Linked DNA regions of Mus musculus: regions 2, 3, 4, 5 and 6 are each linked to region 1. The links are chromatin loops, found by intact Hi-C in ENCODE. Cell type or tissue: gastrocnemius. All regions are shown on one strand.

Region 1 (4,000 bases):
GGGGGGGTGGGGGGCTGGGGGGGGGCAGGTGCTCCTCCTGAGGATTGGTGGGTTATTCTGTTCTTTCTGCAACTACAGGTGTGCCCGTTTGGAGGTGAGTCAGTCTGTGTGTTGGTCTACACTGCAGCTGCTTGAGTTTCCTCTGGGTCCCCCTTTGCATCCGTCTGGTAGCATTGCTACCTAACCTGCCTAGCCCAGGGCACCACTCATGCAGCCAGTTCCCAGGCAGACAGGGCTCTCAGTGGAGAAGGCTCAGGTAGTGTGCAGCCAGCCCGAGCTTTGATGCAGAACAGGAGAGGCCGCACTTTGGTTTTCATACTTAGGCTCCTGACTGGATCTCAATGAAGCCACAGCCCAATCCCCCAAACAGGGTTCCCAGTGCACTATGAAGCTAGCTGCCAGCCCAGCCCAGCCAAGAACCCTGGAGGCTGCAGACACATGTTGGCTCTCTTTCAGGACTTGTGGTGGTCTTCTTCCCTCCCCAGTCTCGCAGGTTTTATTTGAAAGACCTGAGCCCCAGCTTTCAACTCCTTCCTCAGCTCTCTGATAAAAAGCAAACAGAATCAGCTCTTACAGCTTTGCCTGGAGCTGAGGCTCACACCGCCCACAAAGGCAGGCAGGCCATCAAAGCACTGGAGCTCAGGTGTGTGGCCTGAGACCAAGGTGCAGGTGGGAAGGAGACTGTGTGTGTCCCAGCAATGGCTCTGGCATCCTCCAGGGTCATTTTCTTCAGCTGCGGCCCCTATGCCAGGCCTGTGGCCACTGCCCTGGCTGTGCCTGACCTTCTTGCAGACCCGTCTTGAGTGCCAGCAAACCCTGCAGACAGCCTGATACCTGCAGACAACATCTTAATTGCCCTGTAAGACAGTTTGGCTGCTGAGCCCCTTTTGTGGGCAGGCACAGTTTGAACTTCAAAGAGTTTTGTAAAGTTTACCACAGCCCTAGGAGCGACAGGATAATTTTGGTGTCGTTGGAGAGGAGGCTTGGCGGGGCTCCTAACTCTGCTCTGGTCTACAAGCCCCAGGGGCACCCTGGTCTGTGGGACTCACCCAATGAAGCCCTCTTCCCAACCAGGGAAGGCCGCCAACTCCGCTTCAATGGCGCCTGACTCCAGTTCTACCACAAGGCTGGGCCAGGGCGTGGGTTGGAGACCCAGCTGAGTTCCCTGCTCCCCAGAGACCTTGGAGGAAGCAAGCCACACACCGGTATGTCTGGAGAGGCGTGTGCTGATTCTCGGGCTCACCCCAGGAAGAAAAACCTGTGCCTCTTCACCTTCCAAAGCAGTGAGATGTCAGAAGATAACTCACTCATAAACCAGGAGATGGTAATCCTGGAGTCAGACTCTGCTGGACTTTGGGTAAGGGTAGCATGGCACAGGCATTCTCAGATCCAGTTTCTCTACCTCAGCAGTGAGGCTGGCATTTGGTGGTTTACTACCTCTCTTTGGGAGGAGGCATGCCTGTGACATGCCTGTCCCCGACTCTCATGGGACCAGGGAGCATTGAGCGTCCTCTGCCTGGTGGGCTCCCAGCTCCTGCAAACAGAGGCTTCTGACTGGAGTTTGAGGAATGCAGGGAGGCCTGGGCGGAGCTACTGCAGACTAGGGGAGCCCTGGGGAGCAGCTGCCACAAACTGGAGCAGGGCTGGACCTTCCTCAACTATGGCAGGAATGTCAGCATGTACTCTTTGGGGTAGGAAGGCTGAAGCAGCCATTTTTAGCAGCTGTGTGGCCCAGCCCTTCCTTTGCCAATACGAAGGGCTGGGTGGCTCCAGGCCACAGCTCTGGAATGTGACAGGTCACACTGTACTTTATGGTGGTGGCAGGGGACAAAGTATGAAGAAGCCAGGAGGCAGAGGGAGAGCATGCATGCACCCAGGGGACCCGCCCTGCCCTGGTAAGACTCTTATCAGCACACTCCAGCTGTGCAGAAGCTTGCCCCCCCCCCCCTTCCTGTGGACACAGACCCTCATGCCTGCCCTGCAGGCCTTTGGCCTTCGAGAACTCTCAGAACCAATTGAAAGGCACCCAGTGCTGTGGGGCTGGTGTGCAAGGCGAGGCCTTAAAGTATCCTGAGGACTACTTGCTGTCCCCATCCATGGTCACTCTGCTGGCCAGCTGCCAGCCTCCTTAAGGATCCTTTAGATTAAAACAGGTTTTAGAGGCAAGCAGGCTGAGATGTAATCTGACTTCACCTCCAACATGAATAGGATTTTTATTGTTTCGCTGATGGTTATTGGAGAAGGGGGTCTGGGGACAGTGACTCTGGGGAGGGTCGGTCTTGGGAATGGGCAGGCCTTCAGCAGTGAGATGCCAAGGAAGAAAGGAAGACTGGGGAGCTCCAGCTGGCAGGGTTAAATATTGGAGCCACGGGCTGCCTTAGGCCTTAGCAGAAAGCTGACACAGAGAAGGTGACAGCAGGACTTGTTCCTGCTGCTAGAGGGGACAGAGGGCGGACTGACAATTTGCTCAGAGCCTGCAGCAGCTTCCCTCTCCTCCCTGCCTTTCCTACCTGGGTCAAAGTGGCTTTTCTAGGTCACTTTCACAACAGTCTTCCTTGTAGCTGGCCCCAGAAGGAGAAGGGAGGCTTCACGCTGGAGCAGCTGCTGCCAGGGCCCTGCACAACCCTGGTGGTAGAACAAATCTGTATCAAGATTAGCATACAAAGGAAGCTCTTTCCCACCTGGCATCAGACAACAAATGGAGCACACTTAGTTTGCAGAAAAAGAATGGAAGTCCTTTCTCACCCATACTTCACCCACAAACGAAGCATGGGCAAGAAGCTGTGTAATGTCCTAGAAAGGTCTGGTGCCCTGTGGCCCAAGCTTTACCTTTGGCTCACTGGCTCACTTGTACCCTAGTCTCAGGGGTGCTTTCCCTTTCGTAGCAAGTTATCTTTCTACTTCTTATTTTATGTTTAAAATGGTGTGTGTCTGTGGTTATGAACATGAGTATAGGTACCACGGAGGCCAGAGGAGGGCGCCAGATTTCTTGTAGCTGGAATCACAAGTAGTAGTGAGCCACCTGACAGGGGCGCTGGAAACCAGACTCTGGTTCTCTGTAAGGACCGCAAGTGCTCTGAACTGCTGAGCTGTCTCCTAGTCACTCTTAAGCACCACGTCATCTCTGTGTCCTTGGTCCAATTTATTGTCTGCAGTCACAGACACAGGAAGCTAATATATCAATAGGTGCACTGGAATCCCCCTTCCCTCAGTGGGTGCTCTGGGACTCTGATTCTCATCTATAGTACCCACACATCACTGTGGGTCTTGTCCATCTGGTGTGTGTGTGTGTGTGTGTGTGTGTGTGTGTGAGAGAGAGAGAGAGAGAGAGAGAGAGAGAGAGAACATGCACATGTATAGACAGGCAAACAGATAACCAGAGGAGGGGGGTAGGGGATTATGGGAAGTAGAGACTTGGAGAGTCAATGTCCAGTGTAGTGATGATGGATACCATATCTTACTGAAGGCCTGATACTGAACTGTGGTTATGAACTGATACTGTGGTTATGAACATGAGTGTAGGTACCACGGAGGCCAGAGGAGGGCGCCAGATTTCTTGTAGCTGGAATCACAAGTAGTAGTGAGCCACCTGACGGGGGCGCTGGAAACCAGACTCTGGTTCTCTGTAAGGACCGCAAGAAGGTCTGAGAACCAGGACACCGAAGTCTAAAGACAGAATTGGGAGCTCAGGTCAAATACAGCACCTCTCCCTCAGCCCTTGTCCTCCATGAAGGTGGTCAGCACCTGCAGTCTTGAGGTGTTCTACTGATTCCAGTACTCATTTCTCCAGCACTCATCTTTCCAGCAATGTCTTTCCACATGTACCCAGAAGCGATGCATTCTCGGACATCAGGGCACCTATCAGCTCAGATAAGCTGACGTAACATCAACCTTTCCCCTCACCTGTTCCTCTGAGGTCCCAGTGGTCTGAAGCACCAGGGCTTACCAATCTCTGAAATGGATTTGATATTTTCCCAGAGTGGGCCATGGATGTTCTGAG
Region 2 (4,000 bases), 110 kb before region 1:
GACTGCAAGACTTGGTTTCCTGTCCCTCTGTGTGTGAGTGTGGGTTGTCCCCCTGGAAAAGGCATGCTGGAGTATCGTCCCTGTTGTGAGGAATTAGTAAGAAGACTGAAACTCTGCCCGTGGAGCTCGGAGATGCAGCTTTAGGAGGTGACTAATATTAAATAAAGACAGCAGAGTAAAACCCTGTGTTGGAATCTTGGTGGCTTCTTTTTGCTTTTTGTTTTTTTGTTTTTTTTGTTTCGAGATAGGGTTTCTCTGTATAGCCCTGGCTGTCCTGGAACTCACTTGAACCTGTAGCCAAAACTGACCTTGAACTTCTGAATAGCTTGCATTCATCTTCCAAGGGCTGGGATTGCAGGAGGAACGGCAAATCAAGGGCTTCCTGCATGTCAGACAAGCAGTCTACCAAGGGAGCTATATCCAGTCCTGAACTCTGTGGCCTTCAGTTAGGGCAACGGAAAGCAAATAGACATATCTCCCTCCTCGGCAAGACAATGTTTCAAGTTTCTATCACCTGCAAAAACCTGGTGGTAACTTATCTAAAGATTGCTGTCAACCCATCATTTGGGGGTGGGTTGAGCTCATGGTTTGGTTCCCTACGTGTCCCGGAGGCAGAGAGGCTCCCAAGGAAACCTCTGCTACATCTTTCCCATCCACCCCAGCACCAATTAGGGGAGATGGTATCCACAAGCCATCTTGGGCTTGTCTATACCTCATCTCTTGTCACAAGGAACATTTAAAAATATCTTAACATTTTAAACCTAACATAGAAAACATTTTAAAATAAAATTTTATAGCTGTTCTGAAAGATTCATGGGAGGAATGTCAGCTGGGGTTGTTGGGAACCCCAGCAAGTGAGCTCATGACATAGGGCTGTCTAGTATGGGTGACAAGATGGCTCAGTAGGTGAAGGTGATTGCTACCAAGCCCGACGACCTGAGTTCAAGTCTAGTGCCCCTCCCCACATGCCACCCCTGTGATGAAGGGAGAGAGGGACTCCTGTAGGTTGTCCTCTGATTTCTACACTTGCACCTCCCATGTGAGTGTGTCCCTAACCCTTTTACACTCTCCATATTTCCTCCCCCAGATAATAAAAATCTAATTAAAACAAGTTAGTGGGACGAAGACTCAGGTCTGTCAGCTTTGGGCTTCCCAAACTGAGTTACTTATGGAATGAATGTTTTTTGATACGTGTTGAAGCATTACTTTTTTTTTTGTTTGTTTGTTTGTTTGTTTCGAGACAGGGTTTCTCTGTGTAGCCCTGGCTGTCCTGGAACTCACTCTGTAGACTAGGCTGATCTGGGACTCAGAAATCCTCCTGCCTCTGCTAGGATTAAAGGAGTGCATCACCATGCCCAGTGAAGCATTACTTTTAAAAATAAAAATGCAAGTTGGGGAGGGGGGAGAGAGAGAGAGAGAGAGAGAGAGAGAGAGAAGAAGGAGGAAGAGGAGGAGGAGGAGGAGGAGGAGGAAGAGGAGGAGGAGGAGAGAGCACTAATCGAACTGGGATATCTGTAGGGTCTTTCTGATTCAAAGTGGATGCTGGACAGACTCATGGGTGGAAATCCGGTTTTGGTTAGTTACAAGTGGGCTCCCAAGGACTCTGGGACACAAGCTGCAGAGCAAGGAGCCTCCACTATATTGACAACATGGGGTTGTCACCTGGGACAATCTTAGGCTCAGTTTTCCACCGTGGGCCCAAGCTGTGCTTGGCATTGGCTGTTGCTGTTGCTCTGCCTGGTCTGGTCCCCAGGCCAGGGTGGGGATGTTCCGACCACTGCAGCTGGAGATTCCTGGGAGGAACCGCACACCCTGGCTCCCTTGTAAACAATCTCCTTGGAAGCACAGGGAGCCAGGGTTGAGGGGCCCCACACCCACTCATCCTGAGAAAGGGCTGCCCAAGGAGGCTCCCAGGGCAAGGTGACTGACTCAAGGTCCCACAGCTGGGGCTGACTCCCAGCTTGGACCGTTCCCAGATGGTGCTCTGTGGTCCTTTCGAGCTGGTCTGGGAACTGTTTACAAGGCTGGCTGCAGTGTGCAGGAGTCCTGTGTCCCAGCTGAACCTCTTAGCAGGAGCCAAGGAGCCTGATCAGAGGCAGAGAAAGAATCAGCCAGGAGGGTGCCAGCTCCCCTCGGGCACCACCGTGTCCTCAGACTAGGTCTCAAGCCCAGGCTCCCAAGCGATTAGAACTCGGGAGCACAGCCTCCTTTTGGCAGGACCTCCTGTACTGCTGTTATTTTTATCTTGGTGCCTGGTTGAAGTTTACTCTTATTCTCCTGCCGCCCCATAAACACAGCTTGCAGCCCTTTCTCCTGCTCGCTCTCTTGGCGCACGAGATGGACACCTGTCTGCCTTTCTGTTCTTTCCAACCAGCTCGAGGAGTTATGAGGGTGTGAGGCGGGGGTGAGGTGGGGGGGGGGTCTTCCTGGCTGTGGGCTGGGATGTTTGACAAGGTGCAAAAAAGAAAAAAAAAAGCCAAATGAAGTCCTTAATCCTCTGAGCTCTTTCACACTCATCTCTGGCACGGTGAGGCTCTGCGCAGAGCACAAGCCCGGGAGGGGAATGAACCCAGGCTGTCCCAGTGTGGATGAGGTGACTGCTGACCGTATGACTTGATGATCAGGCAGTTCGTAGGCTCTCCTGAGCAGCGTACCTGGCGTCAGAAGTCCTGGGAGTCTTTGTTTCTCAGAGGGGATGTCTTTTCTCCTTGGATTAATTATGCAGCCAGATCCTGTTAGTCCAAAGTGCATTGCAGGCCGCCCTGCCTAACTAACTACCTGCTCCCCGCTCTCTGAGGGCCTGCCTACCATCCAAAATATAAAATAAAAGGTGTTTGCCGGTAGCCTTAGGTATAGGGCTGTAGTTAGCTTGTTTGGGACCTCTGCTGGGGGATTTGGCTTTGCCATGTAGGACATTGGGCCTGACTTAGAAGGGTAGAGCTGAGAAAACACAGAGTGCTAGGATATCCCGGCTCTGGGTTTGCCCCCAGGATTCTCTGCTCAGGGTGAGGAGTCAGGCACCTTATACATGGTTTCTGAGACACACACATTTGAAATTCTGAATTTATCTGTCTCTAGTCTATTAGGAAGAAAGTCTCCATTTCACCCTGACCCCACTTCTTGCTCCTCTCCGAGTTCCTGAGGTCTTCAGACAGGTGTACAGACAGGTGTATATTGGTTCTTACTGGTTCCGTTGACATTTCTTCCTAAGGGGCTCTAAACCCCTGTGGGCAGGGCCAGTGACATGTTCCTCCCAGACTCAAAAGGAACAAGATGTGCCCCAGTATGTTTATGAGAGAAGCAAGAACACTCAAAAAGTCAGTGTAGAAGTCCCATTTATTTCTTCCAGACACTGGACAGTATTCCCAGTATGAAAAGTATGGATCCACCTGTCCCCTCCCCCACTCACTGTGCAGAGCCCTTAGTGCTCAAATAGGGCAGGGAAGGGGTAGAGGCTTGGACACAGACCTGGAGCATATGGACTTACTGGTGATCTTAGCATAGGGAGCCAGGGGGCTATGCTCTTTCAGGGTTCTCCAAGGGCTTTCTCCTTATGGTACCTGGAAGCCCTGTAGGTCTCCATGGAACATTCTGAAAAAACATTCTGTTTGTGCTCAATTTCCCCTTAGCCACATGAGCTGATTCTGCTTCAGACATTTATTTGGGAGATTTCTGTATGCTGGGTGCCTGGGCTGGACAGTGCAGGAACTGGGGTGGGTGAGAAGATATCCTTGGGAAAGATGCAAGTCTATTGGTGGCTATTGTCTAGGAGTGGAGGGGCTCAGGGATGCTTAAGGGCCAATGTGTGAGCTCCCCTGTGGTTGCATGTGGATATTGTTGGAGAAAGACAACCCAACAACCATGTCCAGTGGCCACATTCTTCTAGGGAACATAGAGTCAACTTTGAGGTGGACACAACCCATGGGGGTTTAACTTATATTCATTTTAGCTGAGAGGGGCTGGATGGTCACTGTCTTAGTTATGGTTTCCATTGTTGCGA
Region 3 (4,000 bases), 130 kb before region 1:
CAAAGACTTGCCTTGTCTTGAAAAGCATTGATAAGGCTAACTAACCAAGAGAAGGCAAGAGTCCACATTTTCCTTTTTTTCATTGAAAAAGTGTCAATGAATTTGGCTTTTCCTAAGACAGCCCAGGGAACTCCACCTGCATGGGGCTGGGCTCCTCAGCCTGCTTTGGTCTTGCAGCCTTGGTCTAGCTGTCCCAGGGGCTGGCTTAGGGGGCTCGAGGCATATGCCTGCTGTTTAAGATCATTCTCTGTGCACACTCCAAATGCAGGGTGGAGGGAATGCTTCACAGAGATTATTGCCCTGGGGACCGACTCCATCTTCCTTCAAATGATGCAAGCTTTCCTCAGGACCCCCTCCTAGCAGACAAAGTCATGGAGAAGTTCACCGAGAGAATTTGCTGGGATTGGGGACTGTCTCTCCGGTTGGCCCAGGCTAGCCTTTAGACATAAGAGTCCTCCTTGCTCAGCCTTCCAAGTAGCTGGGATTCTAGGTTTTATGCATTTCTTTTAATTCGATTTTGAGGTAGGGCCCAAGGTATACCCAGCTAGTGCTAGTGTTGAGTTCAAGGATATCCTTGGATTCCAAGTGTGCACTACTTACTATGCATGGTTTATAAAGCCGGTCTTGATGCACACTCTGTATGCATCCGTTCTACCTACCGAGCTATATCCCCACCTCTAAAGGGTTTCAAAAGTGAAGTATATGTGAAACTTCCGCTTTAGTAGACTCACTGTCCCCTGTATTATTAAGGTTTAGGGATGTAGTAAGAGTGTAGCCACCGGATAATATGGGGTTTAGCAATACTGCCTGTGACGTTGGGCCCGGCCCTAACCTTTCTTTCCTAATTGAGATGGGGACTTTGGGACCACTAGGACTTAGCTAGGTAAAGTTGTGTGAGGCCCTAAGCTTAAGGCAGAGAGGAGGGTTTCCTGTAATGGAATACTTTGAAAATGCCAGCAGAGTAGACTAGCTTCGGGGTCTGTCAATCATCCCTTCTGACCCAGACTGGCTGAGGGCGAGGTCTGGAAATGCTAGTACTTAAGCCTGCGCTAACCTGTACAGACCTTCCTGTGGGGGACAGGCCGGAGGATGGGGTGCGCGGGGGGGTGTCATTTCCTGCAACTTGGTAAGTGAGCACTTTTCTAGCTATAAGTGGAAGTAGCGGGTGTGCGCCAAGACATCAAATGGATTATTATTTCCGACGTTTCCTTGGGATCTGAAACCAATGGGAATTAAGAAGTAATAAAACTGGCCGGGCAGTGGTGGCACACGACTTTTATCCCAGCACTTGGGAGGCAGAGGCAGAGGCAGAGGCAGAGGCAGAGGCAGAGGCAGAGGCAGAGGCAGAGGCAGAGGCAGAGGCAGAGGCAGAGGCAGAGGCAGAGGCAGAGGCAGAGGCAGAGGCAGGTGAATTTTTGAGTTCGAGGCCAGCCTGGTCTACAGAGTGAGTTCCAGGACAGCCAGGATGAGAAACCCTGTTTCCATCACTTAAAACGTATTTTAGTAGGAAGGGGTGTTAAGAATCTGAGAGACCTTGCAGAGGAACCACAGGGCCGACACCTGCAGTTCTCAATGCAGCCTCTGGGAGGCGCAAAACGCCGGCCCCTCGCCTAGCCTTTGGCGTTGGCAAACAAGCAGCTTCCCCTTGCAGCAAAAACGTCCTTTAAGGAGTTCAAAAATTAACACTGAATGATCTATATTCACCACCCACCTGGAGAACGCTCCAGTAGAAAGGAGAAAATCCACTCTCTCTCTCTCTCTCTCTCTCTCTCTCTCTCTCTCTCTCTCTTCTCTCTCTCTCTCTCTCTCTCTCTCTCTCTCTCTCTGTGTCTGTGTGTGTGTGTGTCTGTGTGTGTGTGTGTGTGTGGGTGGGTGTGTGGGTGTGTGTGAGTTTTGCCTCAGTCTGGCAAGCTTCATGAACGCCCTTTGCCCTATCCAGTCTCCCAGGCTTCACTCAAGAATCTCCAGAAGTCCCCTAGCACACTTTTCTGTGTTAGCACAGAGAGACGCAGACGCCCACAGTGTCGTGTTCTGCGGGCGAGCAGTCTGGAAGCCTGATGTGCAGGTCCCACGGGACAAACGATAAGTTCAGAAAGCTCTCAAGATCACTTCTAATTTTATTACGTTATCAGAAAAGAACCTCTTGAAGAAACATTTTTAAGTAGTTGAAATATTTCAAATTCTCATAAGACAAACGGATTCTTGGTCCTGGGTGGCAGGCTCCTTTCGGTCTCCAGGCCCGGGCGCCCGGTGCAGGCGTTACCCTGATTCTAAATGATGCGCATAATAGCACAGGGTTCTCGGTGCTTGGGGTGTCCCAGCTCAAACCCCCCTGAGAGGTCAACGCGAGGCAATATTTGGTGGGTGGATGAGAGGATCTGGATTTTTCTAGGTCGGCCGGTAGGCGGCGCCCTGGGAAAAACAATGTGGAACAGCCGAGTTCCCGGAGTCTGAACCCCGGAACCTCTGGGGTTTGGGGCACAGTAGCCTTGGTGTACAGCTCACTCTCGAGCTTAGCACGCGTGCATCAGAATCCCAGCAGTCAGAATAAGCCTAAGAGGTGCGCACCCAGTGGCGGGGGAGCGGCACGCTGCTCCGACCCCCACGCGCCGGGCAACCCCGCGACCCCGGCTCCCGACGGGGCTCGGCCCACCCCACCGGCGGCAGGTGGACAGTGTTGCTATGAAAGAGAAAGCGTCGATTGTCCCCACCGCGAACTGCCACACGCCAGACCTCCTCTTTTGTGTGCCCCGTATAGAAATGCAAACGAGCCGCGTGTGCCGGCAGCAATCTGCTGGTCCCTGCTGCCCGCGTCCCACAGCGATCTGCTAGGGGTAGGGGTGGGGGATGGGAGGGCTTAGACCTTGCAGCCGCGACCCCGAAAGGCGCAGAGTCCTGAGTCCCTAGTGGCAGCCTAGGCCTAATGTCAGCTGCAGTTGCAAACCTTTGACTTTAAGTTTCGGTTTCGATGTAACAACCCTATAAACTTCAAACTGAAAATTGAGGAAAAATTAGAAAGGTCGCAAAAAAAAAAAAAAAAAAAAGAGCAAAAAAAAAAAAAAAAAGAGGGGGCTTTTACATTCTCCAAGTGTGCATTCTACAAATTCCAGTATCGTATCAGCAAACAACGTACTTTTTTTTTAAACTTTTTCCTTTTAAGGACTTACAAAAAAAGAAAGGCGAGATGAAATCTGCAGGCTCCAGTCTGCCTGGTAACACCCTGACAAAAGCGGCAGATTTGAGGCTGTGTCATCCCCCGCACCCCTCCCCACGTGGCCTTCTGGCACGAGCCGCAGGCCTGCCGCCTCATTTGCATCAGAAAGCGGGCGCTGGCCAATGGGAGTGCAGCCTCCCGCCAGCTGGCGGCGGCGCGCCGAGCCTGTCTATAAAAGGGCTCTCCCGGCCCAGCCTGGCGCACTCGCTGGTGGTGGGCGCGCATCGGACTCTGGGAATCTTTACCTGCGCTCGGGTTCCCTCCGCACTCTTTTGGATAACTTGCTGTTCGTGGATCGCACAATGACTCTGGAAGAAGTCCGTGGCCAGGATACAGTTCCGGAAAGCACAGCCAGGTGGGTTTTGGGGTGCCGAGAGTTGGCCTTGTCTGGTAGTGGTCTTACAGGGTCCTCTAGGATAGAAGTTTGCAGGGTGGGAGCCGTGCACTGTCTGGCTGTGAGGTGCCGAGGCGCGGGACCAGAATTACTGCATTCGATTCGTGTCTAGAGCTAGAGTTTGGGGTGCCAGCACCTGATCGTAGTTGGGGAGCCTGATATACGGGCGCCAGATCAGAAGTAGGGAACTGGGAGTGCAGGCGCCAGGTCGAGACTGGGTGATGGGGAATGAGGGCGCCAGATCATGACTAGGGTGCCAGAGGTGTGGGCGTCAGGTCGGGACTGGGGATCCGGGTGTGTGGGCGCCAGGTCGGGACTGGGGATCCTGGTGTGTGGGCGCCAGGTTGGAGTTGGGAGGCAGGAATGCTGGCGCCAGGCAGGTCTAGGCTAAG
Region 4 (4,000 bases), 100 kb after region 1:
TCCAGGGTGTGATTTCCTACACTCTGAGCAGCAGATACAGGAGGAATGCCAACTTGAGAGGGGAGGAGCCTGCAGTATCTGTGTAACGTGTGAGGGAGCCGATTTCCTTGTAAGAGCATCTGCAGATCCAGACTCTTGCATCCCCTTGTCTGTGCCAACAAATACCCCAGATTCTGATCATACGATCACGAGTGGACACAGAGGCCGGTTTGGAGGTGGCTTCCACTCCATGGTCAGCTGTCTTCCGGCCATGGGACTGGGATGTCTGATAATACTTGGCTTCTTGGCACACCCAAAAGTCCATGCGGTTGCTATGCATAGGTGTTTTGACCACTGACACATCCTACATTATAAGAAAGGGGAAAACAGACAATTGTTTGACACCCTGGTTCTACCCCAGGTTTTTTTCTTCTGTCAATGCTGTGCCTGTGCAGAGAGCACAGTCAATTTTCCTGGTTCTTTCTTAATGACTACATTTTTTTTAGAAGAATTTATTTATTTCTGTGTGTGGTGTCCGTATCTGTGTGAACCTATGTGCATGCATGTGTGTGTGACATGTACATGTGCAGAGGCCAGAAGAAAGAAGGCATTGCATCCCTCAGAGCTGGAGTTACAAATGTTTGCCAACCTTGTTACATGGGGGCTGGGGTCCCAATGCTGGTTCCCATGACTGGACATCCAGTGCTCTAAGCCATCTGTCCAGTCCTAATGACTACAGATTGGTGACAGCAATTCAGAAGGTTCCCCAGGAAACGTTGCCTTCAAACCTTATGCCTGTAACTGTATCGATGCATTATTAAGCTGGTTTGTGACATCTGACCAGCCTTTAATAAACTAGTGGTGTAGGATGGTGCTGTGGTTGGAATATGAAATGTTTCCCACGGGCACATGTGTCTTGGACACGTGGTCCCCAGCTGGTGGTTCTGTTTGGGGGAGGTTGTGGGACCTTTTGAAGGTGGAGCCTCTTTCAAGGAAGTGAGTCGCTCTGGGTGGGCCCTGGGGTTTTACAGACCAGTTCCACTTCCTGCCCTGTCTCTGTTTCCTGGTCTATCAAGATAGGAGCAAACGGCCCCCTGCCTCTCCTGACAAACTCTTCTTCCCCCCTAGAACAATGATCAAAAAATTCCTCAAACCAGCAGCTGAAATAGAGCCTTCCTCCTTTGAGTTGTGTTTTGTCAGTGATTTGACCACAGCAGTGAGGTAGAAATGGGGGAGCACAGTAACTCCTGTGTTGCTTGGTCATTGCATTTAAACCAAGCCCCAGGATATCACACATCCCAACCAGGCCTAGATGGTTAGGCTGGGACAGCCCAGCCTCTCCCTGCTACATCACATCTCACCTCCGATTCCAGTCCTCACCTAAAGCCTTCTGCTTCTCATAACATGAGGATAATTCTCCATCATTCCTGAGCTTGTAAACCGCCTGTCTCTCTTGCTCTGCGGTCCATGCCCAGATATCTTCTCAGAAATCTCTCTCCACCCAGCCTGCTCTACTGTCCTCTGAGGCATTCACCACTCCTGGACAGAGCACTATCCTTACGCTGAGCTTGGTTAGGGTTCTTTTTCCCCTTTAGACTATTTCCCTTACTTCTTACTTCCTTCATCTGGTCAAGTGCCTGTCATCTAGAACTGTGACTGACATGCAGCAGGCAATACATATTTGTCATCAGCAAAGAAACAAGGGGGAAAGAAAATCAGCGACCATCCTCACTCAAGTCGTTGAGTTGTGATGTCACGACCTGAACCCGGTGCTTGGGTCAGAGTGACAGTTATCAGCTCCCATGTCGCTTCACACTCCTGGGTTTCCAGGCTATTCTTTACTTCCTGAAGTATCTAGTTAGTCTTCCAGGCACAGAGAAATCTATCTTGTGTCTCAAAGCGAGCTGGAGTTTCTGAGGTAGGGATTCTGGCACTTTGGACAGCTGAAACTGCAAGTGTGTTTGCTTCTCTGAGTACAGCTGTGTGGAATTGAGCTGGGAATGCAGCCTGCAACCATGCCGGGGCCAGTGAACCACAAGAGAACTGTGCAGGCAGCAGCCCCCATGTGTCTTTGTGGTCGCAGTATCCTGCGTTTCAGAGTCCGATGTTCCTTTTCTGCACCTCATGGGAGAAGCATTTCAAATACGAGCTGGATACTTTCCAAGCCTTGCATTCTTTGGGATTCCCGTAGCCCAGTTTTAGATCTCTGCGAGCTTCCCTTTTTGGGATGGATCTAGGGACAGGAGTTCCTGCATGCCAGGAGCAGTTGTGTGTCACGGCGGAAATATTTATCCCATGCCGGTTTAATAATAGAAGCCTTGCACATCCACAGAGCTGGCGGCTAAACTTAGCTGCTGTTCTCACAGCTTGCTCCTGGAAGATGAGCTTGTCCACCTGGAAGGGGCTGGGGCAGAAGCATCTACGGAATGTACTTAGGATCCCCAGACCACTTCGGGCAGAACCAGAGCTTGTTTCCCACCGTGGCAGGGCCCAAGGCAGGGTTAAACTAAGGAGATGGTGTGGCTCTCTTCACCTTGGTGGGATGAATTTTAATGGTCAAGCTAGAAAACACTTCTCAGGCTCCTCTCCTTTAGATATGTACCCCAAGCAATCTTCAGAGCAGAGTTGAAGACATCTCAAGAAGGGCATCAGTTTCATCATGTAACTATCAGAAGGGTAGTCTATCTGCACAAATCTACAGAGGGGTGTGTGTGTGTGTGTGTGTGTGTGTGTGTGTGTGAAAGAGAGAGAGAGAAAGAGAGAGAGAGAGAGAGAGAGAGAGAGAGAGAGAGAACTTAACCATTGTTTTCTTCCATTTCACCCAGCTGGAACTTTTGGAAAAATTGATGGGATTTGATGGAGCACTTATTAAATGTGCTTACCCACCCTTTCCTCTGCTCTGCAGGCTCCTGGGCCTCTCTCACCCCTGTTCCTAGGTTTCATATCTGCTCAGTATTCAGAGGGTCCTGTGAGCCAGAACCTGTACTTGTGTTTCCTTGGCTGTGGCTGTTTGTTGCATGGGGTGAGCACGGAGCTTCTACAAGCATAGGTTTGCTCGCTCTTCCACACCAAGGAAATGAGAACCAGTTTTCCAGCCTGGGTCCCTCTGATTCTCGGGAGCATGCTCATGGTTCTGCTTCTACAGTGACCCTCTGGGCAAGGGATCTGGGTAGCCCTGAAGGACCTGGGGCTGGTCTAGGCCCACAACAACAACCCACTCTCAGGATACCAGGTTTCAGAGCCATTATCCTGTCTTTCTTTCCTATCTCAGTGAAGTTACTAGATGTACAGACTTGAAGCGTGCAGAAGGAAAGTAAGGACTGAACACAGAAGGGCCACTCTCCCTGACCTCCCCCGTCCCCAGGCCCACCTAGAGACAATGTCTCAGAAGGCCTGCTCTGCTGGCCACTCATGACCTTACCTCTTCATAACAGTCATGGGTCAACTTCTCTTTCTTTGTATTTGAAGATACTCGTTCTTAGGCTGGAGTGAGATAGCCCAGTTGGTTAAAGTGTTTGCGGTGCAAACACAAGGACCCAAATTTAATCCCCAGAACACCCGTGTGCAAATAAGATATTCTTTTCATCAAATTGTGGCACACACTCCTCTCCATCTCTTTCAAGTTCCCCTCTCATATTTCAATCTTGCTCTCATGCAACACACGATCTGCTATCTATGCCTTGAGTGGGTAAGGCCCCTGCAGTGTTCACTTGTCTCATTACACACAGTAACAGGTCACGTATGCTTCGTGCTCTTTCCTTCTCTTCTTTCTAAGGACAGTGGCTTTCCTTTGTGATTTCAGTTACTCCAGATCCGCTGAGGGTTGAGAAGATTACATGGTAGTTTCTAGAATTGGGGCCTAGAGAACTGTTTCAGTGGTTAAGGGCATTTACAATTTTTGCAGTGAACCTGAATTCAGTGGCCAGCACCCAGCTCAGGTGGCTTACAACCAACCACTTACAATTCTTCCTGTTATAGGGGAGCCAATGGCCTCTTCTGGATCTAATAGACCTGCACACAT
Region 5 (4,000 bases), 48 kb after region 1:
AATGTGTGTGTGTGTGTGTGTGTGATCAGAACTGAACAACTGTAGATTCCCTATTCGTCACTTAGTGTTCCGGTGCTGTAAAACAATGCTCCAGGTTGGGTAATTTGTAAGTGAAAAGGCTGATATTGGCTCGTGGTTCTGGAGGCTCGCAAACACGGTGGCAGGGTCAGCTTCTGATGAGAAGAAAAGGAACAGACATGCCAGAATGTTTTCAACATGGTGGTTGAAAGTTAGAACATTGAGGTTCTCAGTCTGCCCTTGGGGATTATGCAAGAGGATAGAAGGGGGTGGGGTGGGTAGAGATGTGTTCAACACAGCCATTGATCCAGTTAACTATGGGTTCATGTGAGATTCCAGGGGAAATTGGACATAGGGCACTTAGGTTAGCTTCCTGGGTTGGTCACCTAGGAAGGTGACAAATCCCAGTGGCCCAGAGGGTTCATATTTGAGACTTTCTTGTTGCAGGGTTTTCTCTGTCCAATCACATTAGGGCGGTGGCAGGCCTGTGATTGGACAGGAAAAGGGAGGTGGAGCTAGAAGTTGGGGAGACAGAGAGAGAGGTCCCAGGAGGGAGGAGGGAGAAGAATGAGAATGGAGGCTGACATGGTGTTATCTAAAGGTTAGAATAATTGAGTTACAAGTTTTAGCATTACCAACTGGCTCTGAAATTATTGTATTGGTATCTTGTAAAATGTGATATTATTAGTACATAAATCTAATTGTTTAACTATAAGCTTAAGAGTCTTAAATCTACTGGGTAATTAGGTATTGAGATGGCTAACCAGGGGTGTGTGGGGCAATGCATGGAAGCGAGAGGAACATGCACACACACACACACACACACCCATCCTAGAACTGGCCTGGCAGAAGCCCTGTGACCTTGCAGGGCCAGAGAGTTGGTGGGCCAAGAGACCATGCAAGTGCGACCGAGTGTGATCATCTGGTGTGGGGGCCAGCCCCAGAGAGTTGGCAGGTTCTTTTCTTTAATATTTCCTGCAACACGCTCTGAGACTCTGAGACTTCATTTGGGTTGTGCCCTGCATGACAGACTATGAGGGTTGCACGGTGCTCCCTGCATTTTGTGTCATGACCAGGCTGGGGACAGTGTAAGAACTTGACCTTGCAGTCAGCTTGTCACAAGTGCAGGTGGCCTGAGGAGCCCTGAGTTCCAAACTGGCATCTGAAACAGAGGCACCTTTAAAGCATAAATCCTTTGCTGAATGCCCATGAAGCCAACGCCTCTCTGGTGTGTGTGTGTGTGTGTGTGTTTGTGTGCATGTGTGTACACACATGCATGAGTACACACAGAGGCTAGAGGTCAACCTTGGGTGTCATTCCTCCACTTTTGAGGACTAGATGCCAGCGCTTCCCTTTCCGTCTCCCAGGGATCTCTGATAGACCTGGAACTTCCCTGTTAGGCTAATCTGGTTGTTCAGCGAACCTCAGGGACTCATCTGTCTCAGCCTTCTTGGTGGTGGGATTATAGGCATGGACCACCAAGCCCTGCTTTCTACATAGCATCTGAGCACCAAACCCAGAGCCTTACGCTTGTGAGGTAGGGACTTTACTGACTGAGCCGTCTCCCTAGGTCCTTGGCATGTTCTTCGTTGACCCAGATGTCGTGGGATCCTGACTAAGAAGACACACCTTGTATGAGGGGTTGCGGTCACATAGTGTGTCCTTTAAAATAGCTCTTGTAGACTTACTTTGAGTCTGTCAAGGTTCAAAAGGTTCATATTGATAATAAATACACAGAGATGTCCCAGAGGCTTCTGTGAGTTGCTGGTGTTTAGGGCCAGGAACTTGTATTACTTGTTTCTCAGTTCATCACGGAGATGACCGTACCTACTAGAGTCTCCTTTCTTCCTGCAGAGCTGCCTTCCTGTGTGGGCTGCCCTTCTCGGCCCCAGAACTTCTTCACCCACCTTTGCTTTGCCTTATCTCTTTATGGACTACTTTTGGGGAAAGAGGAAGGCAGGGCTTGCTGCTGTTTGCCCCTGCCCTAGCACTTAGGAAGACATGGCTTTGTGAAGGCCACACCCACAATGCAGAGTGCCAGCTGGCCCAAAGCCTCCAAGAGCTCAGCAGACCACAGGCTTCAATTCAATGACTTGTTCCCTCGGAGGCCTCTCCAAGGAGCTGAGTCAGGTGAACCTTGGGAATTCCACAAGTTCCCTCCTTGCTGTCCAGCCTCAGAAGGCCCCTTTCTGAGTAGAGTGTCCCTCAGAGTAGAGTGCCCCTTCCCGAGAGAGAGCAGCCTGTCATGGCTCAAAGTCCTCTGTGGAGCAGAGTGCTTTCTTTACTATATAGTCTGGGCCTGGATTCCTGTCCTCAGATCTCTGCTTTCTGCCCATCTAAAAAGCTGGTGATGCAGGCAGAAACAAAACAAACAAAACAAAAATGGCTAGATGCCGGTGCTTCCGTTTCCGTTTCCGTCTCCCAGGGAGCACCCCTACCCTCAGCCAACGACCTCCCTCCGATGGCTCTTTATTACTTCCCACTATCAAGTTCCCCCCAGCTGTGGCAGCTGAAGTTCAAAGCTCTCTCCTTGTAGTACAGTGTGTCCTTGGAGGGCAATCTGCAGCGCTGATTAATGCTTGCTGGGTGGTTCCCGCAGCCGGCAGCCCCACAGCCGGCGGCCCCACAGCCCACGTGGGGCTCTCTGAGGCAAGTAGAAATCAGCCAGGAAGAAGTCATCCATCGTTTCTTGGGCTTGTGCTGTCAGCCTTGGGTCTTGCAGACTTCTGAAGACCCAGGAAAGGAAAATCTTGTGAGCATTTGCTAGCCCAGAGTCTCGTCCCATGCACCACCTGTGGCTGTCTACACCACACAATACAAAGGTCCACGGACCAGCAGCCGAGCAGCAGGCTCTGACCTCACCACTTACAGAGGACTGTGAAGAGCCTTGATCTATGTGTCTGTGTTACCCGATCTCAAACACTGCAGACAGTGAGGGATGACTCCTTGCTTGGGGACACGATGCAGTCTGTTAGAATGGAATTTTGGAGTTGCGGCCAGACAGAGCTCAGAGAAAATGGCAATTAGTGGGTAGACAGAAAAGCCTCGTCACCTGGGCCTGGTGCTCGGGGAACTGCTGAGCCACACTTGTCATGCATGGGACCTCACATAGGGGTGGCTCAGGCTGAGATCACTGCGGACCACGCACCTGATGCACAGCCTGCCAGCACAGTGACTGTTGGAGTGTCTGGCCAGACTGAGTGTGGTCCAGGGGAGTGGCTTTGGCCACATGGTATGACTGTAGAGTCAGTTACCCAGGGCGGAATGCCATATGGCAGGGACTTGCAAAGCAGGCAGCTGGACAGTTGATGGGCATCTCCACAGGATAGACTTTGTGCATGGTGAAGCAATATGCTAGCAATTGCCTACTGCATGCCCCGAGAAGGAATCCTATCATACTGCCAGCAGCTGTTAGCAGAGAGGGTATTCAGCAATAATTCAGAGGCCACCTTGAAAGCATGAGTGAATTCTCTCCCTTTAAAAGAATCTGGATGTGAATCTTACAGAAAACATGAAAGCAACCTCAGGAGATTGCAGAGGGGAGATGTTCTTTCCTGGGCAGGGTCATCTCAAGAGTGTGACCTTCACTTAAGAGTGGCCATGGGAGAGAAAGCAAGAAGAGACAGACAAGTACTGCAGTTAAGCTGTGTTGGTGGACAGGGCTGTGTTGGTGGGCGGGGCACTGGATCCTGCTTGTCCATCACTGTGGGAGATCGTTTCTTAAAGACAGTCATTCTGTGGAGATGCATTTCTATGTCCTCTGAAAGTAGGGAAGGCTGCTCCATCACCATAGCTACACAGCATCTTTGAGGCTGTCGGGATATGCTGTGGTGGAGAGGGCCAATGTGTGCCTTTTATGGGACCCCAACAGCCATCTTTCGAGGAATCAGAAGCCACTTTTGTGCGACTGAATTCCTGACCCATGAGTATAAACGGGGTTGACAGAAGGTGACAAATTCAGAGCCACGGAATAGCTAATCTT
Region 6 (4,000 bases), 240 kb after region 1:
CCAAAGCTTAAGAAATGTCAGCCTTCTAGTTGAACCCCCTAGTAACTTCTCCCCTGCCTCCCACGCCCTTGAGCCTTGCTATCAGGCAATGGGCAGCTCCACAGCACAGGGATTTATAGAGAAAGAATGCTCTGATGACCTTAAAGTGCTGGCCTGCTGGAACTGATGGATGAATCTTCCATACCCATGGACCAGCCCACTCAGGAGCAGTGATACTGTGTGGGCCTTGGATGCTGTGCTCATAGCCACTGACAGAGGGCACGCACTTCAGAAAACACCCTTGCCATACTTCTTAAAGGCTTGGACCCTCAGCTTCCCTCTGTTTGATCTGACGCTGACCAGAGGCCAGTAACATGAAGCCTTCATGTTCCCCAGTGTCACAGTCAGCTGCAGCTGGCAACTTGGAACAACCTAGAGTCACCTGAATGAGGAGTCTCAGCTGAGGGGTTGCCAGGATCAGACAGACTGGCCATGTCTGTGAGAGACTGTCTTGATTGCTAATAGATATGGAAGACCCTCTGTGGAAGGTGCTATTCCCTGAGCGGGTGGTCCTGGGTTGTATAAGGAAGATAACTAAGATGAGCCAGGGAACAGGAGAGAGCAAGCAAGCAGTGTCCTCCAGGGATCTGCTTCAAATGCCTAATTAAGGTCTTGCCCTGACTCCCATCACTGGTGACATGAACGTATACACCAAATGAACCCTTTCTTCCTCTAAGTTGCCTCTGGTTAGTGTTTTATTATGGCAACAGAAAGGACATTAGGACAACCTGCTTACTGAATAAACTGGGCTCAGCGAAATCCCAGGGAAGCGGTCCCTCCTTTTGGGGACAGGGCCTCTGCTCCATCTAGTTTGTATCGTGGGTAGGAACTGAGGCTGCTGTGCTGTTCAATGATAGCAAGAGTCTCACCTTAGACATTGCATTGCTCAATCCGGCGCAGTGACCAAAGCCCAGATTCTGTCACATTAAAACACTGTCTTCTGTGCTTGCTTCAGGGCCAGAGAGTGTATGTGATACTCTTTGTCTCCCTTCTCCCTACTGTCCAGTGCCCAAGTCAGAAAATATGGTACCAAAGGTTGACAGTCTGCCGCTTGCTGCTTGGTTTCATAGACTTGCCTGTTTCTCCCCAGATGGCAGGGTTTCTTGACTGAGTATTTTTCTTGGGCTTCTTTGTGGTAGACCATGATAATCATGAAATGTGACTGTTTCTAAGCCTCTGTGGTCTTCTGACTGCCGTTGCTTCTGTTCTTGTGATCTTTGTACCTACCTACGGTAAGTAGATGTCGCCCAAGGTTTTGTTTTGGTGAGCTGTCAACTTTTGTGTCCAAGTTATGATAGTTTCTGAAAATAATAAGTTCATTTTTCCCCTTTAGAAGTCTCAGATACCAGCATTCAAATTCTTGCTTTAAAAAGATTTCTTATATGGCCTTTGTTCCCTTGGCTTTTCCCTTTTTAATTTTCATAATTTTCAGTCTTTTATGTTTCTTCAGCTAAGGTTGTCAATTTAATTCCCTTGAGAAATGAGTCATTTCATTTTTCCTTCAAATTTACTAGCTAATAGTTTGATGTCCCCCTGTGACTATCACAGGTCCTATGAACCAGCAGTCTATGATCAATCTCTTCCAATCATCTATCTATAGTCAATCATTTTATCTATCATCTAATGTATCTATCATCTATGTACCTATCATGCATGTATGTATGTATGTATGTATGTATCTATCTATCTATCTATCTATCTATCTATCTATCTATCTATCTATCTATCTATCATCTACAATCTATCACTTATCTATTTATCTATCACCTATTTATCCATTATTCATCTATTATCTATTTGATTTAATTAAGTGTAAGTGTCCATTTACTGGCAGACACATCACTGTAATAGAAGAGCAGCGGATCCCTGAACACCCATGGCTACCAACCAGCCCTGCTCGTCCATAGGAAACATGGTTTTGATCAACCTTAATGTCCATTTTTAACAGTTGGAAGTGATCTTTATTTTGTAGCGTGGGATTCTTCCATGATGACGTACTCACACACATAAAAAGGAAAACACTGGTGGAGATGTTCCCCAGCTCCATTCCCGCCAGCGCCCGAGTGAGTCATTTCTGGAAGCATCTCTGTTATCTCTCCAGTCTCCTTGTGTATCCATCCCTCCCTCCTCTATAACTCTTCTGACCCCTGGGTTTTTCTCACAAGGGACATCTGGTCCTGTAGCCAGAGTCTTTAGCAGACTCCTTAAAATGAAAATGGAAATCCATATGGTTCCATGTGTTGTCCTCCAAGTGTGGGCCTTCATCCAACGTCAGTGGATGACAGCTCAGTGGGTGACAGAGTATGTCCCCTCCAGGAATCCTGGTGTAGTTTTGAGACTAGGCTTTCTTGTAAGTGCATCTCTATGTGTTGGGCTAAAATGATTTCATGTCCTTTTACATTAACTTACTTTTATTTTATGTGTATGGGTATTTCAACTATGCATATATCAATGCACCATATATGTGCCTGGTTCCCACAGAGGCAAGAAGAAGGTGTTATATCCCTAGAACTGGGGTTTCAGATCTGTGGCCCTCCTGTGGATGTCGAGAATCAAACCCAGGTCCTCTGGAAGAGCAGCAAGTGCTCTTAATTGGTGAGCCATCACTCCAGCACTTTGCTTTGGTGTCTTGTCACCAAGGTACTGGTCTAATGACCTTTGGCTTGGTTGTTGTAATTCCGAGTTAAGGTGACCAGAAACTTTAAAAGGCACCATGATCCTTGGCGGAACCGCAGACCCAATTCCTAGGACAACTTTAAAGATGAGTTGTTTTGTCCTTAGCAGATGGTGAGCAGATGGCATAATCTTTCCCTAATGTGTATGGATTTGAGGTCATTGTGTAAAAGCGACATCTGAATCACTGCTGTGGTGCCCTGTCACCCGGCAGAGCTGTCGGGTTTTGAGTCTGGGGGACTCTGGTTTTATAGATAACTACTGTCCTAGCTCAGGGGGAACATGTCCCCACTCTACTCATAGAGGACATGAGTAGACTATACACAGACCCTGCAATAGTCCAAGGGTCTGCACAGTCTTGCATGTTGCTTGCTGAGGGTCTTCGCCCTGGAAGTTAGGGAAGGAAATCCGTAGTGAGCAATACTGGCCTGAGCTTGGGAGGGGATTAGCATCCTGTGGCCAATGGAAATAAGACCATTGTCAGTGAGAAGATTATTTGGAACATTGAACTTGGCCGATGTGAAGTTGTTCACTTAGCCACCCTCTTCTGGCCTCTTCTCTTGTTTTCTTTGACCTTGGTCTGGGTTCCAATCCCCAACCCTCGGACATTGGTGGCACATGGCTGCCATGAGAGACAATACTGGGAAGCCATGTCCAGGCTGGGTTGGCACCACAGTGTTTGGGGGTGGGAATGGTTATGACTATAGAGGGCATACAGTTCTGCACATCAAGCTACCACAGCCTCTTCTTCCAATATCTCAAGACAATTAGCAAGAAGTGAGACATTCTGCTGTCAGAATAAAACGTTCTTGGATGGGTCACACCCACATCTCTAAATAGCCCATGTTAAACCTACAACCACACTGACAGCTGTATCTTCGTAAGGGTGTGTGTATGCATATGGATGTGCGTGTGCGTGTGTGTGTGTGTGTGTGTGTGTGTGTGTGTGTGTGTGTGTAGACTAAGCTTGACATTGGGTATCTGTCCTGGTTGTTCTGCTCCTTTAATTGTGAAACAACCTTAGCCGCTGATCCTGAAGCTTAGTATTTGGCAAGGTTGGCTGGCCAGGAGCCCCTGCAGAGCTGAGGTTACAGGCACACACATCACCACAAGTTGTTTCTAAATATTAGTTCTGCATCTCAAATTCAGGTCCTCACACTTGGAAGGGGGAGTGCTTGACCACCCGGGATGTGCATATTCTTGCACACACATATTTTTAAAGGGAGACTGAGGAATGGAACTGTCTTCTGAATGCAGTTTGCTGGTGAGAGGCCCAACCCATTACCAG

The links. Hi-C counts contacts between places; a loop is a spot of excess contacts. Peaks named below come from ENCODE experiments on the same cell type or tissue, not always from the same donor. Only the 100,000 strongest peaks of a DNase experiment are listed, where the experiment ranks them.
Region 2: a loop joins it to region 1, with 8 times the contacts of the local background. A loop is called at or near these places in 6 of 42 quality-filtered maps.
Region 3: a loop joins it to region 1, with 2.5 times the contacts of the local background. A loop is called at or near these places in 25 of 42 quality-filtered maps.
Region 4: it touches region 1 in a loop (2.2-fold over the local background); 7 of 42 quality-filtered maps call a loop at or near these places.
Region 5: a loop joins it to region 1, with 2.0 times the contacts of the local background. A loop is called at or near these places in 3 of 42 quality-filtered maps.
Region 6: it touches region 1 in a loop (6-fold over the local background); 7 of 42 quality-filtered maps call a loop at or near these places.

What each region holds. Positions count from the first base shown.
Region 1 is chr13:51,974,420-51,978,419 of GRCm38, forward strand. No RefSeq gene overlaps it. Among named protein-coding and RNA genes, the nearest start is that of Gm40948, 110 kb to the right of the region's middle. In gastrocnemius, CTCF peaks have their summits at 1,533, 2,957 (motif pointing right) and 3,567 (motif pointing right); DNase peaks (open chromatin) are centred at 725, 1,065, 1,555, 2,124 and 2 more places; H3K4me3 peaks cover 350 bases; H3K27ac peaks cover 2,877 bases.
Region 2 is chr13:51,866,669-51,870,668 of GRCm38, forward strand. No RefSeq gene overlaps it. Among named protein-coding and RNA genes, the nearest start is that of Gadd45g, 22 kb to the left of the region's middle. In gastrocnemius, no CTCF peak of the experiment used is centred here; a DNase peak (open chromatin) is centred at 2,091; H3K4me3 peaks cover 1,755 bases; H3K27ac peaks cover 3,834 bases.
Region 3 is chr13:51,843,264-51,847,263 of GRCm38, forward strand. It overlaps Gadd45g (growth arrest and DNA-damage-inducible 45 gamma), which reads left to right and starts at 3,412. Exons shown (of 4, transcript NM_011817.2): 1 at 3,412-3,569. The coding sequence starts at 3,517. In gastrocnemius, CTCF peaks have their summits at 1,582, 2,392 (motif pointing right) and 3,397; DNase peaks (open chromatin) are centred at 1,582, 2,012, 2,462, 2,759 and 1 more place; H3K4me3 peaks cover 2,316 bases; H3K27ac peaks cover 2,341 bases.
Region 4 is chr13:52,077,810-52,081,809 of GRCm38, forward strand. No RefSeq gene overlaps it. Among named protein-coding and RNA genes, the nearest start is that of Gm40948, 3.8 kb to the right of the region's middle. In gastrocnemius, no CTCF peak of the experiment used is centred here; a DNase peak (open chromatin) is centred at 2,315; H3K4me3 peaks cover 806 bases; H3K27ac peaks cover 2,281 bases.
Region 5 is chr13:52,022,417-52,026,416 of GRCm38, forward strand. No RefSeq gene overlaps it. Among named protein-coding and RNA genes, the nearest start is that of Gm40948, 59 kb to the right of the region's middle. In gastrocnemius, no CTCF peak of the experiment used is centred here; DNase peaks (open chromatin) are centred at 2,069, 2,631 and 3,275; H3K4me3 peaks cover 1,058 bases; H3K27ac peaks cover 1,732 bases.
Region 6 is chr13:52,212,769-52,216,768 of GRCm38, forward strand. No RefSeq gene overlaps it. Among named protein-coding and RNA genes, the nearest start is that of Gm33041, 8.1 kb to the right of the region's middle. In gastrocnemius, no CTCF peak of the experiment used is centred here; a DNase peak (open chromatin) is centred at 2,256.